2 separate regions of the Homo sapiens genome follow, and region 2 is linked to region 1. The links are chromatin loops, found by intact Hi-C in ENCODE. Cell type or tissue: prostate gland. All regions are shown on one strand. Each heading gives the region's core, and the rest is flanking DNA. Links, peaks and the distances in the headings are about the cores only.

Region 1 (8,730 bases), core at 115-8,114:
AACAGACATTTTGAAGCTATCTTGGAAGGCCATGCTATTTAAAGCATGCATGCTCTTTGGATTTCCCTTGTCAATTCTTTTATTGATATTAGAATAATATACAATATAATAATCTTATATTCATAAGCAATATTTCTCTAAGCCCTTTCCATGATTACGGATCATCTCATTTAACATTCACAATAGCTATGTAAATGAAAAGACTATAAGTTATTATCCAAAATGGAACATATTTTAAAGTGAAAGGAGAAAGCTAGCAGTAATTACTTCAGGACAATTGGCACAAACAGGGACTGTCCTTGGAAAACTATAATGGATGGTCATTCCACATATGAAAATTATTATTATTGTCATTTTATTATTATTGAGACAGTGTCTCACTCTGCTTCCCATGCTGGAGTGCAGTGACATGATCATAGCTCACTGCAGTCTTGAACTCCCAATTCAGCCTCTGGAGTAGCCAGGACTACAGGTGAGCACTACCATTCCTGGGTAATTTTTAAATTTTTCATAGAGACAGGTCTCGCTATGTTGCCCAGGCTGGTCTAGAACTCTTGAATTCAAGCAATCCTCCTGCCTTGGCCTCCCACAGCACTGGGATTACAAGGTAAACCACTACGTCTGGCCCCATGAAAATTATTTTATCCTAATCTGAGGAAACTAGGGCAGAAATGTTTCAATAATGTGCCCACATTCACGGCAGAATCAGGGCTGGCTCCCTGGCAGTCTGAGTTCAGAATCTCTCTTCTGAATCTCAAGGCTGGATGACTCTAGTGGAGTCAACATGATACAAAACACAAGGCAACTAGTAGTGACAATAAAAGGAGATGACAATTTTAATAATTTGCCTTCTTTGAAATATTCACTCCTAACACTAGTTTGAGCTGGGGAGTTAACTTTTTTGCTTGTGTTTAGATTTCACTTCAACATGCAGCTCTTTAAAAAAATAACGTCCCTCAATCATTCATGTTACGTTTTAACTAGACTCGGCAAGGAGTTAGCAGTCTCAGAATCATGAATTCATGAAAAAGATGAGCTTTTGTGAATGTATTTCTTGCTTCCTAAAAAAGGTCACATCTATTAAATATAAGGAGATAACATCGTTTTTAATAGTATTTCACACATTAGCAAAGGAATTTTTTATTAAACATAGTTATCAAATTTTTTGGAGTATTTTTAAATTTTTATTATTTTTTTGAAGGGCTCACCATAAATATGCAGGTAAAAATTCACTGTTCTTCCAATTCTGTAAAGATATCAGGATAACAATGGATTTGACAGATTATCTGAATTTTTTTAAATGACCCCTTTGAGGATACATTTTAGAACATTTGATGTTTTCTGTTCATTCTCTTCTACATGTAGCAGGCAGGCAAACCACGTCCACTTCTTATATATAATAATACATCCACATCTGAACAAAAAAGCAACATGAATATGAAATAACTGTGAACTAACGAAATGATAACCCGGTAGGAATGAAGATTAGCACAAGCAGAGAAAGGCTGGCACTGCCATGCAGCACAGCATTCAACATCATGGTGACAGCCCAGCCAGAGATTTTCAAAGTGTACACAATTCTGCATTGGTTAAGGAAAAAAAAAAAAAAAAAAAAACTAGGTTGGAATAGGAATTTATGCTGAAAAAAAAAAAAAATCCTTACACCTCAGGCTTGGAGTTTAAAGGATTAATAAACAAATGAGCTTTGCGAATATAAACTCTTTTCTGGAAAAAAAATGTTATAAACATTATTTCATTATCTTACCAACACTTCTGCTCCTAGATAAAACTCATCCACTACAAACATCTCTGCTGCTGATGAGCTAGGCTGAAAAGAAACTGGACCTAATCTTAAATCTGGGCCTAAAGGTCCTGACTTGGGAGAACAAGGGTAGATTCTGCCCCCTGTGCCACCAAGTATGGCTGAAATTCAAGGTGCTATCATCCTAAATGGACATTCCATTTGCCTCCCCCATGATTTGGAATGAAAATTACAGTTCTCAGGATTAACCTTGAAGTGAAAATCAACATTATCCCCATCCTCCCCTTCCTCCCTTCTTCCTCCCTCTTATTTCATTCTAACAACCACATGCGACTGCATAATGGGAGGACCAGTCACTACGGTCCTAACCTCACAAATTTCATCACCAATATCTATTTTTTAAAAGTGTCTCATGACCTCCACCTTTGCCTTTCATTAATTCCCGAATTAAATGTGTTTTATTTGCCTTGTTATATGTGTATATGTGTTCCTTAACAGGGTCAAATTCATGATTTGCACAATTTTCCCAAGAAGAGCACATAAACACTCTCATGCAGGTTTTGGCATCAGTGACACGGGCCCTTTAATGAAGGAAATTTGAATTTTCAGGATGTGCTCATATGCCACATATTCTTAAACCTCCCCAAATTAATACTGTGTAAGAATTTAGCAGTTAAAATAAAGTTTTAAAAAGGCAAGAAATTACAAAAACGAGAAAAAACAAAATCCAATGTATAAATTATATGATTCACTGCTAATTCAGCCAGGACATCTCAGAATTGCTTATCATTAGACAAAATATTTGCTTCAGATATGTTAATTTTTGAAAATTGCTTATCAGGATTTTGTTTTAATTAGTAGCCATAAAGTGCTACAAAGGGGTCTCTCCCCATTCAAAAATACTTTGTAAAAAATTAATAGAATATCTTTATAAGCATTTAAATCGATCAAAACTTATTTTCTAGGTAGCACAGTCAGCTATTTCATTTCTCTAGACCCTTGATAAAAGGAGAGTAATATTGGGGAAAATAGTTTGATCATATTAGTTACAAGTTAGAATTGGTATGAAGAATTTGTAAAAGAGCTAAATATTCTTTGCTAACTAAACAAACCAAGAATTTTTACTAGCTCAAAATTTTGCTAAAAAGACTTACAGTGTCTTAGTTGCATGTCATGCTTATTAATGTTTTGTTATTGTATGTGATGTTTCTAAATATAGGCAAATATATTCTATGTTCATAAAGTGGAAAACTCATTCAAATAGACCTTTTTTTTCCATACCAAAACTTCTATAATATTCAGATATCAGATTATAATATGGGGAATCCTGTTATGTTATGATATGGCTTAAAATTTACCTTAATATTTTTATGTGTCTAAAAGACTCAATCACACTTCTAGCATTGACATATTGAAAATAAATATTAGGTATTTGCTATCCAAGATGGCTTATACTCCTAGTTATTTGTATAAGGAGGAAGGCTTTCAGGTGAGTTTTACAAAAACAGGTACTCTAAACTACTAGATCACAGTTTCTTTGGGTGCGGCTCAAAATGCATACTTTAAAAAATCTCCCGTATGATACTGAGGTTCAAGCAGGTTTGAGAAGCACTGATATACATCATGACAGACCAAATATGTTTGCCTGTATGGCTTCCATTTGGTTTAACTGATGACCAGATACCAGATCCCAGAGGAAAATGTTTAGTTATACAGATGTCCAGATATATTCCAAACTGAAAAAAACTGTGAATAATTTACAATAAGCTAGAGTACTGCTCTTAAGATAGTTTGAGATTAGAGTTTTAGGTTGTAAATTTGTAAAACCACAGACATTTTGAGGAGGAATTCCAGTTCCTATTTTTAAAGATGAGGAAATTATTAAATAAATAATAGGCATTAGTTTTGTGTGTTTACAAATCACACATGCTCAAATGAGAGTGCACAAAATGAAAAGGCTATTTTTAAAATACCTAAGATAAACAGAAACAAAAAGCTTGAGTTATATCAGGTTGAGTCATTCAAAATGCATACATATTAGAGGCCATGCTTTTCACATCCTCCTTTGTGACCTTGGAGTGTTTAATTACAGCAAATGTACTTTGGCCCAGACTAGTTCCCACTTTAAATAGAGCAAGTATGAATTCGAGGTAATTCTCCATATGAATAACTGAACCCAAGATGTGTAGAACAGAATGGTATCTTAAAAAGGATAAAGTTTGGGCCCCTCGGTTAGAGGTGCATCATTTGTCCTCTTTATTATAACACTCAGACTTTACAAGAGTTTTCAACTTTTCAGGCTTTTCTTTTCTTTCCTTGATCTTTTCCTATCGTTTGAAACCTTTGAAACTCCCTCGTGAAACAGGCATTCATCATACCTTAGTTCTTAGACCATAAATCCAAAAAAAAATAAAGTGGTGAAAACTCAAGAAAAAAAAGAACGGTGTGTGTGTGTATGTGTGTTTGTGTGTGTGTAGGTGCAAAGAAGCATATTTATTTTTCCTATAGAGATGAGCCACTGTAATGGTTTATCCTAGTTATATGTTTATGCATACATACATATTTATATAACTTTTTGTTTTCCTTAATGCCTTTAGATGTAGAAATCATTTCCTTCTGTTTAGAACAAGTATATTATCAAGTTTTGTTATGCCTGTCTTACAGCTTGTGGTTGTATTGAAAAAGTACCCGATGAGCTCCCTAGAGAGGATACCTGTTCTGCTCTATCATTTTCAAGTTCATCCTAAAGATTTCTACCAAGTGTCAGGTGATCCAGTAAGCTCACAAATGCTCAGAAGAGCCTCTCTAAGTCAGGACAGCAACTAGTTCTCTTAATCACTTCGAGACAACTGCATAAACTGAATTCCATATGTTGAAAACAAAAAGAAAAGATTTAAGTCAAACGCAAAGTTTAGCTGATTTCTGTATGTGTATTCTATATTAACAATAGTTTGGCGGCACACATTTTCAAACTTAGCACCCTCCTGTTGCCACAGTCTGCTGACAGCCTCCATTTAGCTGTCTTTTGAGTCCACTGCATGGTAAGCTCCTCTCTGAGGCAAGCCACGAGGCCTTATTTGGTGATGACAGCTCAGTGGCTGGCTGGCTGGCTGGCACAGAAAATGTTTCTGAACTGAACTGAAATTTAGCAATCTCTAACACCTTTCACATGTGTTTTGGTTTAGGAGTCCCTTTGTAAGTCTGCTAGACACTATTTTTTTTTTTAAAATAATCGGGTTTCAAAAATGTCTCATCTGTGTGCTATAAACTCATTTAAACTTGGGAAACAATATTCTAATTAATAATAGGCATAAAATATAAAAGACTATAGAACGACCACTTAGCTTTTATTCAAATATCTTAGTTCTTCTAAAATAATCCTTTTAGTAATATGTATGCTTAGCAAATACGTATAGACTAGTGTTTTTATCCTACTTATTCAGCAATAATACTATTTCCAAGAATAAATGAACTATTGGTTAGTTTTTATGATTAAAGTAAACTATACCTATGACTATAAGTAAACTATGACCATGGTTTAATGGTATAAATTTATAATCATAAAAATATTTTTAATAAAAGATTATAAACCTTCTCCTAATGGCCAACTATTTTTGAATTTCTGCCTTAATATTTTGATGATACTTTTATTTCTTCCTCAAGACACATTACCATGTCTATCATGTCTCCTTTCACAGTGCAGCACCATCATATTTCCATTAACATGTGGCTCTGGACATACAATAGATCCAACTGCACCCCTTAAAACACAGCGGCAATGTGGTAGAGAAAACTGACTTAACATAGTAAAAACTATAGCCTGAGCTCTGCTCACCAAGCTGAGTATTACAGAGACATTATCCTGTTTCCATTTGATAGAGTTAAAGTGATCTCAATCAGAGAGCAAGATCTAAGCTTAATGGGTAAAAATTCAGAGTTGAGGTTTGAGATCCCAAACTGCCAAGGTCAAGGGCCCATGGTCATTACTCTTCTAGCAGTGACAGAAACAGAACGGATAAGTGCATTCAATCAAAAGGCATGAACAGCGAAGACGAGGCCACCCACACAAACATCTGTTTGCTCATGAGGTCCTTTTCATAGGATACCATAAAGACAGGTGTGGGGTTTGAAAAATTCTGTTTGGGGAGACCTACTGCTTGGTGAGTGCTTTTCTTCTGTAGTTACCTTCGAAGCATACTTTCAACAATTCTTCTTTAACTCATGTTTGTTTATTGAGTGCCAGTAATGTTGACATAGTTTATGTGTGACTTTAAATCAAAGGCATATTGAAAGAAATAATATGGATTTTCACTTAATTAACAAAGGCCTTTATCCAGTTGATCAAACATGAGAAAATGAGAACATACCAATATGAACATTCCTTTGCCATCCTGTTCCCTCACAACAGCACTACAGGGCAGACTTTCAGTATAAAACGCATGAAAAAAATGTTTTCTCCCCTGTTCAGAAAAACTTCGATTATTAAGAATTATTCCTAAAGCATCAGTTTATCTATTATTGAAAAGAAATACATATTTTTTATACATATAGAGTATTTTCACAGGGCAACAGCTTCTAGATCAACTAGTTCTGAAAACTTACTATATATATTACAAAATGATTCAGTTATTTATAATATATAATATGTTTCAGTTAAATTTGCCACTTAATAGCATGATATTACATATTTGCTTGCCATGGTTTTCAATATTCTAGACCTTCCTTTAAATAGTCCATAAAATGTCCAAATTTTAGAAGTTACTTCATTGTATATCTAAATCACATTTAATAAGAGGTTATTTGTGGCAATATGTCAAGTCAAACATATAACAAGGTAGATTTAAAACAAAACTGAGCACTGTTCACACAAATTAAATAGCTATGAATTTAAACATTTAAAGCCTTTAGAAGACTGATCTCAAAGGTTATAGAATGCAACTATGATTTAAATTGCAACATTTGTTATTTCAAAGAATATTTTTGCGTAAGTATTCTTCACCAACCATTGTACTAGGCTCTAAGAATACAGTGTTGAATTAAACAATGCATCTCAGATGATTTAACACATGCAAGTCTGGTTTAACATATGCAAGTCAATAAATGTGATACATCACATAAACAGATTTTAAAACCAAAATCACACGATCATCTCAACAGATGCAGAAAAAGCATTTGACAAAATCCAGCATCCCTTTATGATTAAAACTCTCAGCAAAATCGACATACAAGGTACCTACCTCAATATAATAAAAGTCATTTATGACAAACCCACAGCCAACATAACACTGAATGGGGAAAAGCTGAAACCATGCCATCTAAGAAATGGAAAGAGACAAGAATGCACACTCTTACCACTCCTCTTCAACATAGTACTGGAAGTCCTAGCCAGAGCAATCAGACAAGAGAAAGAAATAAAGGGCATCCAAATAGGTAAAGAGGAAGTCATACTGTCACTGTTTGCTGATGATAGGACCATTTACCTTGAAAACCCTAAAGACTCCAGAAAGCTCCTAGAACTGATAAAAGAATTCAGCAAAGTTTCCAGATACAAGACTAAGATACACAAGTCAGTAGTAGCTTGTGTACCAACAGCGACCATGCAGAGAATCAAACCAAGAACTCAACCACTTTTTCAATAGCTGCAAAAAAACAATAAAATACTTAGGAATATACCTAACCAAGGAGTCAAAAGACCTCTACAAGGAAAACTACAAATCACTGCTCAAAGAAATCACAGACAACACCAACAAATGGAAACACATCCCATGCTCATGGATGGGTAGAATCAATATTGTGAAAATGACCATACTACCAAAAGCAATCTACAAATTCAATGCAATCCCCATCAAAATACCACCATCATTCTTCACATAATTAGAAAAAACACAATTCTAAAATTCACATGGAATCAAAAAAGAGCCTGTATAGCCAAAGCAAGACTAAGCAAAAAGAACAAATCTTGAGGAATCACTCTACCTGATTTCAAACTATACTATAAGGCCATAGTCACCAAAACAGCGTGGTACTGGTATAAAATAGGCACACAGACCACTGGAACAGAATAGAGAACCCAGAAATAAACCCAAATACTTACAGTCAACTGATCTTCAACATAGCAAACTAAAACATAAAGTGGGGAAAGGACATCCTTTTCAACAAATGGTGCTGGGATAATTGGCTAGCCACATGGAGGAGAATGAAACTGGATCCTCATCTCTCTTCTTATACAAAAATCTACTCAAGATGGATTAATGACTTAAACCTAAGACCTGAAACTATAAAAATTCTAAAAGAGAACACTGGAAAACCCTTCTAGACTAAGGCAAGAATTTCATGACCCAGAACCCAAAAAGCAAATTCAATAAAAATAAAGATAAATAGTTGGGACTTAATTAAGCTAAAGGGTTTTGCACAGCAAAAGGAACAGCTGAAGCTGGAGAATTGCTTGAACCTGGGAGGCAGAGGTTGCAGTGAGCCAAGATCGTGCCATTGCACTCCAGCCTGGTGACAGAGCGAGACTCCATCTTAAAAAAAAAAAAAAAATAGCTCAACATCACTAATGATCAGGGAAATGCAAATCAAAACCACAATGGAATACCACCTTACTCCTGCAAGAATGGCCATAATCAAAATATTAAAAAAAAAAAAAAACAGTAGATGTTGGTGTGGATGTGGTGAACAGGCAACACTTCTACACTACTGGTAAGAATGCAAACTAGTACAGCCGCTATGGAAAACAGTGTAGAGATTCCTTAAAGAACTGAAAGTAGGACTACCATCTGATCCAGCAATCCCACTACTGGGTATCTACCAGGAGGAAAAGAATTCGTTATAGAAAAAAGGTACTTGCACAGGCATGCTTATAGCAGCACAATTCGCAATTGCAAAATTGGGGAACCAACCCAAATGCTCGTCAATCAACGAGTAGATAAAGAAACTGTGGTATATATATATCACATATATATATA
Region 2 (8,730 bases), core at 588-8,587, 77 kb before region 1:
AACCTTTCATCCAGGAATGACACTAAAAACCATTCTAATAAATTATTTTTTATTTGGGGTTTTTTTTTTAGACGGCGTCTGGCTCTGTCACCCAAGCTAGAGTACAGTGGCACAATCTCAGCTCACTGCAACCTCTACCTCCCGGGTTCAAGCGATTCTCCTGTGTCAGCCTCCTGAGTAGCTGGAATTACAGATGCGTGCCACCACGCCTGGCTAATTTTTGTATTTTTAGTAGAGACGGGGTTTTGCCATGTTGGCCAGGCTGGTCTCAAACTCCTGACCTCAGGTGATCCACCGACCTCGGCCTCCCAAAGTGCTGGGAGTACAGGCGTGAGCCACTGCACCCAACCTTGTATTTGGTTTTATACAAGGTTTTGGTGAAGTCACAACCAAAATTAGAAATGGTGACTATGGGAATATCTCTTGATCTACATACCACACTGCCATATGTTGATATAGAATTTTACAGGTGCACACACATGCTTGCATCCATCATGGCTGTAGAAAGTTTCAGAGTTAAACCTTTAGGCAGGTTAATTGAAAAATAGATTTCTGGGACAAAGCTGAAAGAGACATCTTAAGGCCAGTGGTTTTACTAAACTAGAAATTGTATAATGAGTGACTAAGTTATGTTTTGATTTAATTGAAGCATACCAAAAAATCAGAAAACAACAAAATGTTCCCTTTTAAGATGTGACTTCATACTTTATTTATTCAACTAAGGTGTCTGTCCTCATAAAAATATCTGCTATATCTAATGTGTCAAAAAGTGTTTAATAAGTTTGTATATTCTGGTTCTAGAAGCAAATTTTCTCTGTGAGGGTTAAAAAAACCCCCATAATATGGTATTGGCTCAAGTGATAATCCATCAAAAAATGAATTATTACCATTATTTCCTGTGATATAGCTAAAGAATATTCACATAGGGCCTCAGCAATCACTAAAATTAATGTTTTAGGACTTTGTGAATTACTAAAAATTACATATCACATTTTAGTATTCCTGTTTCTTTACATTAAGAATTGTTTCTATTTATATTTTAATTTCAGATAAACTGACACACCTTCAATAATGCAGGTTTATTATGTAAGTTTTTACTGATCCTACAAAGGATACAACAACTACATGTCCAAAGATGTAAATTCGGGGCTAATCTTCTCTATTTAATCCTTTACTGTTTGGGGAGAAGAATTACTCATCTGGGATTCATGAATTGTATGGTCACTCAACCTGTTTTCTTGCACCATTTTTTATCATAAGATAGGTTCTTCTGTGTTAGTTTTCAAAGTTTAAACCACATACATAAACTGGCCTTGAATATCTATCTACATTTCTAGGTGCCTGGGTAAGGAAAACATCTTTCCTCTCAGAATGTGGTCATCAAACAACCCATTTACTTGCATTGTTAACCTCTTCCTACTTCTTTCTGTTCATGTCTCAGGTCTTTCCATCTGGAATGGTTATTCTCCTGGCAAATGTTACTAGCATGTAAGAAGATAGGATGAGGAAAATAACCTACTACCAGGGCACTCAGCTATAACAGTGCCACATCTGATGATCTTGACCACCGCATCTTCCTTCCTTTTAGTGTTTGTTCTCAAGGCCACCACAATATCACATTCTTTTATTCTCCTGTTACTTGTATGATCACTCTCCATTTTCTTGGTAAATATTCTTTATTTTCCCACCCCTTAAATGAGCTCCAAGAGTTAAATTCCTTATCTGCATGGTCTCCTAGAGTGACTTCAAGCATTTTCATGGATTCAGCTATCACCCACATTGCTAATGACTCCCAGATCTCCAGCTCCAGCACAGTGCTCTCTATAACACCCTCTTTGACTTATCTGTCTGAATAGTCCACCAAATCTTCAACTTGATGTGAGATGGAACTGAGCTTGAATTTAATTATTGTTCCTACTAGCTTTGCCATCCTAAGCAAGCATTTAATGTCTCAAAGCCTCAGTTTACACAACTGTAAAATGGGGATAATGATTTTCATTGGGTTGCTGTGTGGTTTTAATGAAATAATGTATTTTAAGTGATCAATTTAGACTCTCATGCATAGTAGGTCAAAAGAGGAGATAAGTGTGCCATTTATTTTAAAAAAAAGGAATTCATTACTCTCCAAATCTGATTGCTGATTCTCTCTTACCTTGATCAGTCAATGCTATTTCTTTCCCCCATTTGCCAAGTCATATATCTACCAATCAAGCCACAAATCAATTTTTATCATCAGGTCCTTTCTTTCTCCCAAATACCTTTTAGATCGGATAATGTCATTTCTAACCCCTGTCTTAATTTATAGGCTCTCATCATTTCTTACCTATAACAGAAAAAAAGTCTCATTTTCTTTTCTCTGTCTTTAATGTATCCTCTACATCATCGTGAAAATGATCTACCTAAAAATGTGTATGGGTCATGGCTGACACACTCTTAGGTGACCCTTAATGAGTCATGCTCTTGTATAACTCCTCCTCTTGAGTGCAGGTGGAACATGTGGCTTGCTTTTAAGCAACAGAAAAATATAAAAGTGATGGTATGTCAATACCAAGATTATGATTATATGAGACCCCATCTCAGCAGATTGAAGTGAGAGACTCTACTAGCCTTGAAGAAGCAAACAACCACATTTTAAAGAGCCAATGAGGAGATCTATGTGCAAAAACCTGTGGGTGGCCTCAAGGAGTTAAGGACCTTACTTCTGCAAAAGCAAGGAACTGAATTTTGCCAAAAACCAGGTGGGTTTGGATGAGGACCTTGAACTTTAAAAAACAATGCAGCCTGGCTAAATTTTGATTACAACCTTGTGATACCCTGATCAGAGAGGCTAGCTAAGCAATCATCCTTAGGAGCTCTAAGATAATAAATGTATGTAGTCTTAAGCCACAAATTTTGTGGTAACTTGTTATACAGCAATAGAAAACTATCTCAAATATGTATCAGGCAGCCACTCCCATGTGAAATAAATATTCATTGAATTGGATTAAATTGTCTCCTCCATTGGGTCAAGAGATTCTTAAAGGAAAGTGATGTTGCCATTTTTCTTTATATATCATAAGTCCTGGAGTGCAATAAGCTCAATAAATTCTAATGACTGAATAAATGACATCTTTGTGATATATTACTATGTTATTCTATACTGGTTGAGAAAGAGCTCTAGAACATAACATGTTATCTTTTTGCATAAATCACTAAGGACATTTCCAGAGTTTTAAACATCAGGATTGATTAATCTTTGTTTTAAAAAATTATTAAAAGAAGCATAGATTAAGCCATAACTCAAAAGCTAGTTGTATTAAGTTTCTATTGCTGTCATGAACAAATTATTACCAATTTAGTGTCTTAAAAACACACATTAAAGGCCAGGTGCAGTGACTCATGCCTGTAATCCCAGCACTTTGGGAGGCTGAGGTGGGCAGATGGCTTGAGCCCAGGAGTTCAAGATCAGCCTGGGCAACGTGCAGAAACCCCATCTCTACTAAAAATAGAAAAATTAGCCAGGCGCGGTGGTGTGCACCTGTAGTACCAGATACTCCGGAGGCTGAGATGGGAGGATCACCTGAGCCCAGGGTGCAGAGATTGCAGTGAGCTGAGATCACACCACTGCACTCTGGCCTGAGCCACAAAGCAAGACCCTGTCTCATAAAACAACACAAATTTATTACCTTAGAGTTCTGTAAACTAGAACTCCATCACAGGTCTCACTGCACTAAAAAAAGATTTTGAGAGGGTTCCTTTCTGCATGCTTTAGGGAGAATGAACATACATCCTTGCATTTTCCAGCTTCTAGAGACCACCCGCTTTCCTTGGCATATGGTCTCATTCCTCCATCTCCAAAGCCAGCTAAGTCACATTTCTCTGACACTTCTTCCACTATCACATCTCTAACAATGGCCAGGAAAGCTCTGCTTTTTAAGAACTCATGTGATTAGACTGGGCACACCCAAGCAATTCAGGAAAATCTCCCCATCTCAAAAGTCTGTAACATTAAACATATCTGCAAGTTCCTTTTCACAAGTAAGATAACAAGTCCCCAGTTCCAGAGATTAGGACATAGAGATCTTTTGGGACAGAGGCATTATTCTGCCCACCCCATTAGTGGAAGAGAAGAATAAGAATGCAACTCATTGCAACACATACGACTCTAATACCACAGACTTCCTCAGAAACTCTGTTTTCAGATCTTTTCATTCCAACTTAAACTATATTTCGCATTCTATAATGAAACATTTCCTTCTATTTTCTAGAATTTGAACTTTCCCAAGTTCAATAAAAAATTTTAAAAGCCAGCTTTCTGCAAAAACCGCCACCACAACTGGCAGCTATAGCCTTCCTATGGATATTCACATAGGGAAGGCCTGGCCTGGCTCAGCAGCAGGCTGTGAATTCTTCTCCTTGGGACAAAGCCTGCCAAGTCTGCCTCAGGGAAACTTGGCAGCACATCAAGAACAAAAACTTAGTGTGGCTGTTTATTCTTGACACACAGACAATAGACTGCATCATTTAATGTCTTCAGGCTAGAAAATTTTCCTTACATTCCTATCACCAGAGGGTTAAATAGGGGCAACACTCAGGGATGTGGTCTGACTGTAATTGTTTTCAAGTCATCTAGAGAAACATCAGGGATTCAGTAGTAAATGAGCCAGTGGTGCAAAGTGAATCACTGCCCTCTGTCCTCCTGCTGAGAGCCACTAGGTCCTTGCATGATATTCCAAACTCTCCAAATATATGCAGAATCCATTTTAATTAAGAAAAAAAAATGCCAAAGAGTTTGATGGGTGTTTTGGTGAGCATGCAAGACATTTTGAATATAGATATGAGTCCCAATTTAAAACAAATTTTAAATGGGCAAAAATTTAGTGATACATCAAAAATGAAGGTAAAGTTCTACTCCCTTTCCACATCTTCCCCTCTCACCCCCAATTTTTATCTCCTTTCTTCCTAGGCATAATGTAACTGACATAAACATATCAAATTCACAGGTTAAATTCGAGCACATAAGTTAATTCACACACAAAAATTCAGTCGGTTCCAAGGTGCAGTTCGTCCAAGTCTTCTCTGTCACCTTGTTCAAGATTAATCTTGTTCACATGTAAGACTTGGTAGTAACATATGGATGGGTTAAAATGAGTGCTATCACTCAAACAAAGCAATGCCAATGCTAACGCTGACTGTCAACACATCAGGGATATTATCATGATATATGTGGATGAAACATTTAATTCATAGTAAAATGAGAAAATATAAATGAAATGAACTTCATTTAAGGAAAAAATGTAAAGTAGTTATGGTAAATGAGGTAAAAATGTGAAGAGAATAAATGCTCAATATATGAAATCAGACAGCATGGGTTTATATTCTGGTTGTATTATATATTAACTGCTATCTCTATGATATTAACTTATCTGTGATTCTGCCCAAAAACAATGACAAATAATAAATGCAACTCATTCATTCAAATAATACCTCTTGAGTGCACACTCTGAGTGATGCACTAGTCTAGGTACTAAGGATACAGCAATAAATCAATCAAACCCATATCCCTGCCCTCCATGGCACCTACATTGTTACAATTCTTCATATGATATTTATAAGGGTTGGATGAAATAATTTATTTAGCATTACTGGAAAAAGATAAGCACTGCAGATAAATTTAATTAGCATCATTATAATAGTAATAAAATATTTTAGAAATCTGTAAATATATATTTATTTGCCTAAGCCAGAATACTAAATAGTAAATGGGTAATTTGAGCAGACTAGAACCAATTATCATATATATTAACATATATATGACACATTATATGTCTATATCTTTATACAATCATTACATGAGATTTTACGTTGTCCTTAAAATAACAGGTCTCTGAAGAGTAGCTTAAAGAAAAATAATGCTGCTTTTTGAAACAAATTTTTTCAGCAATGAGCTGTATTTTTATTTTTAATAAGTTCTCTTTTTAGAGTAAAATGTAAATGACAACATTTGCCTCTAGATTAGCATTCACTCAGGGCTATGTTCTTTTCTTTCCCTGTCTCTTCACATACCTCTCTTTGCTACTCTTCTACATGATCAAGTAGTCATGACACCGTGACTTATCATCTATCTCCCATCAATTCAGCCATCGTTCCACTCTGTTCCATTAGTATTTCCTGCTGTGAAAATCCCTGTAGAATCTATGGTAAACTCTCAGAAGTTTCCACATTCTGCTTTGGAAAGCAGTGACCCACGATGTTATTAAAAATCAGTAACTTACAAAGGGTTTTTTCCTTACGCCAAAGCAAAGGAGACGTCTAGACATCCTCAGAGTGACATTCACACACAACTTCTAGCTGACAGTCATCGTTTCTGAACTCACATGCACTGCTCCAGCTATCAAATTTTACATGGGGTATTTTAAGGAGTTCTTTAAAAATCAAAATTCCTGGCTCTGCAGTTCATTAAGTGTGCCATTCCAAGAGATGCAACTGCCAGAACTGGTTAGTTACTATGAAGGCAGTTATCCTCTAATGCTACAAGGCAAGCATTTTAAAGCTTTATTCACATATGTGACACACACTTCAAAACTCCACACTTTCAGAGGACTTCCTGGAACCAATGTTCCAACTTAGTACTCCTCCAGTTAAACGGAAGCTAATAAGAAGCATGAAACAGTATACACTATATAAGAATGTTAGCAGAACACATGTATTGACCCTACACTAAAAAATCATAATAGCATTAAATCATCTTAAACCTCTAACACCCATTCATAAGAATACTCTCACTCTTTCATCAAAAACCACGTCATTCTGATTCATGTATAATGCTAAAAATATAAATTTTACAGAATGTCTCTGAACCTGACCTAGACACTTAAATATTTTCATAACTCCAGAAGCAAAAGGAAAACTGGCAAAAATCTCTTGACTGTGTTACACAGTCTGCTTTGAACAAACAGCCTGGATGTAAGCAGTAGGTGGCAAAGTTAAAATAGAAATGTTAATCCTATGAGAACCCTTGCCTGCTGTTTTATAGCCCTTCCTCAAGATTAAAAAAAAAAAAGAGAGATAAAGAACATAAAAACACCTAGAGCCCTAATGCTACAGAATAAAACCAAGTGCTGATTTTAAAATACATTTTTTCAACCTGTGATTTTTTTTTTATAGACAGTAGTATCAGGAATGGGTGGGAAAATAAATAAATGTAGTTTCCAGCTTAAATTTTAACAAAGTAGCAGCATTTTTTTTTACTCAAGATAAAAGAAGAAATATTAATTTTGGGCAACATAATGAATTACTGTATTATATCTACATATTAGAAAATAGCTTCTTGAAGAAGTATTAATTTTTTAAAAAATTTACAATTATCAACCAAAACAGTGACAAGCAAACTTTTTCTGTAAAAGGCCAAAATATATATATTTCTGGCTTGGCTGGCTAAAAGGTCTCTGTGGCAACTAATCAACTCTGCTTCTGTAGTACAAAGGCAGCCACAGATGAAATGTAAATGAATGGGTGTGGCTATATTTTAATAAAACTTTCTCTATGGACACTGAAATCTAAAAATCATATAATCTTCACTGCTCATGAGATATTCTGCTTTTTACTTTTTCAACCACTTAAAAATACAAAACAACATTATTAGTGTATGTACCATACAGAACATATGGTGGGCTAGATTTGGGCCATAGGTTATATTATTAGTTTGCCAACCCATAGACTAGATACCAGTAATGAAAACCATAAGAAATAAAAGGTCAGAGGACAACGCTCACTTTTCCTTCCTTACTTCCTCTTTCCCTTCCTCCCTCCATTTTTTCCTTTTCTTTTTAAATTAATTAATAATTAATTTTGCTTGATATCTGGTAACACAAAAAATAATCTGATGCAGTTTGATGGGAGTAGAAGGTCAGTATCTCAAATTCAGCCAGAGTTGTACACGATAATGGTATTGGGCTAACTGTAACAGTTACCAGGCACGGAGCCCACACAACTACCATGGAGATTCTGTAAGCTACAAAATCATTCATAATATTCAAAGTGAATATCATTACATGAAATCCTATTTGCATTCCAATGAACTGTCACATAAGTTTCCCCTATGGCATCTTCTTTGACAAATAATATCTTCATTGAGTTCCCCTGAATTTTCCATGATGATACAGAAGAAAAGCCAAAAGAGAAACTTGCTTCACTGTGCCAATAACTGGAGCATCATCATTCATTTATAACAGCTGAAGGGCTGTCTGACACTAGGGGACCTGGAAACACCCAAGAAATGTTTTCTCCTTCCCAAGACAGTTAGATATATAATGCTAGGAAATCCTGGGACAATGACCTGTGATTCTCCCCTAAAAAAGCTATTTTGTCCCTTTTAGTAACAAACAGGAAGAGAGAACTCTCTTTGGGAGAAATTTCACCAGAGTTTCACTCTTGTTGCCCAGGCTGGAGTGCAATGGCGCAATCTTCACTCACCACAACCTCCACCTCTCGGGTTCAAGCCTCAGCCTCCCGAGTAGCTGGGATTACAGGCATGCGCCACCATGCCGGGATAATTTTGTATTTTTAGTAGAGATGGGGTTTCTCCATGCTGGTCAGGCTGGTCTCAAACTCCCGACCTCAGGTGATCTGCTGGCCTTGGCCTCCCAAAGTGCTGGGATTACAGGCGTGAGCCACTGTGCCTGGCCACAGTAAATATTTTATACCAATATACTGGTTGTTAGAGACTCAGGTAAATTGAAATCATTGTTT

The links. Hi-C counts contacts between places; a loop is a spot of excess contacts. Peaks named below come from ENCODE experiments on the same cell type or tissue, not always from the same donor. Only the 100,000 strongest peaks of a DNase experiment are listed, where the experiment ranks them.
Region 2: a loop joins it to region 1, with 4 times the contacts of the local background. A loop is called at or near these places in 2 of 110 quality-filtered maps.

Annotation. Positions count from the first base shown.
Region 1 is chr7:80,854,942-80,863,671 of GRCh38, forward strand. The region is part of intron 2 of SEMA3C (semaphorin 3C); the gene reads right to left. Among named protein-coding and RNA genes, the nearest start is that of SEMA3C, 60 kb to the right of the region's middle. In prostate gland, for the core only: no CTCF peak of the experiment used is centred there; a DNase peak (open chromatin) is centred at 4,840; H3K27ac peaks cover 784 bases.
Region 2 is chr7:80,777,242-80,785,971 of GRCh38, forward strand. All of the region lies in intron 12 of SEMA3C (semaphorin 3C), which reads right to left. Among named protein-coding and RNA genes, the nearest start is that of SEMA3C, 140 kb to the right of the region's middle. In prostate gland, for the core only: no CTCF peak of the experiment used is centred there; a DNase peak (open chromatin) is centred at 4,410; H3K27ac peaks cover 1,913 bases.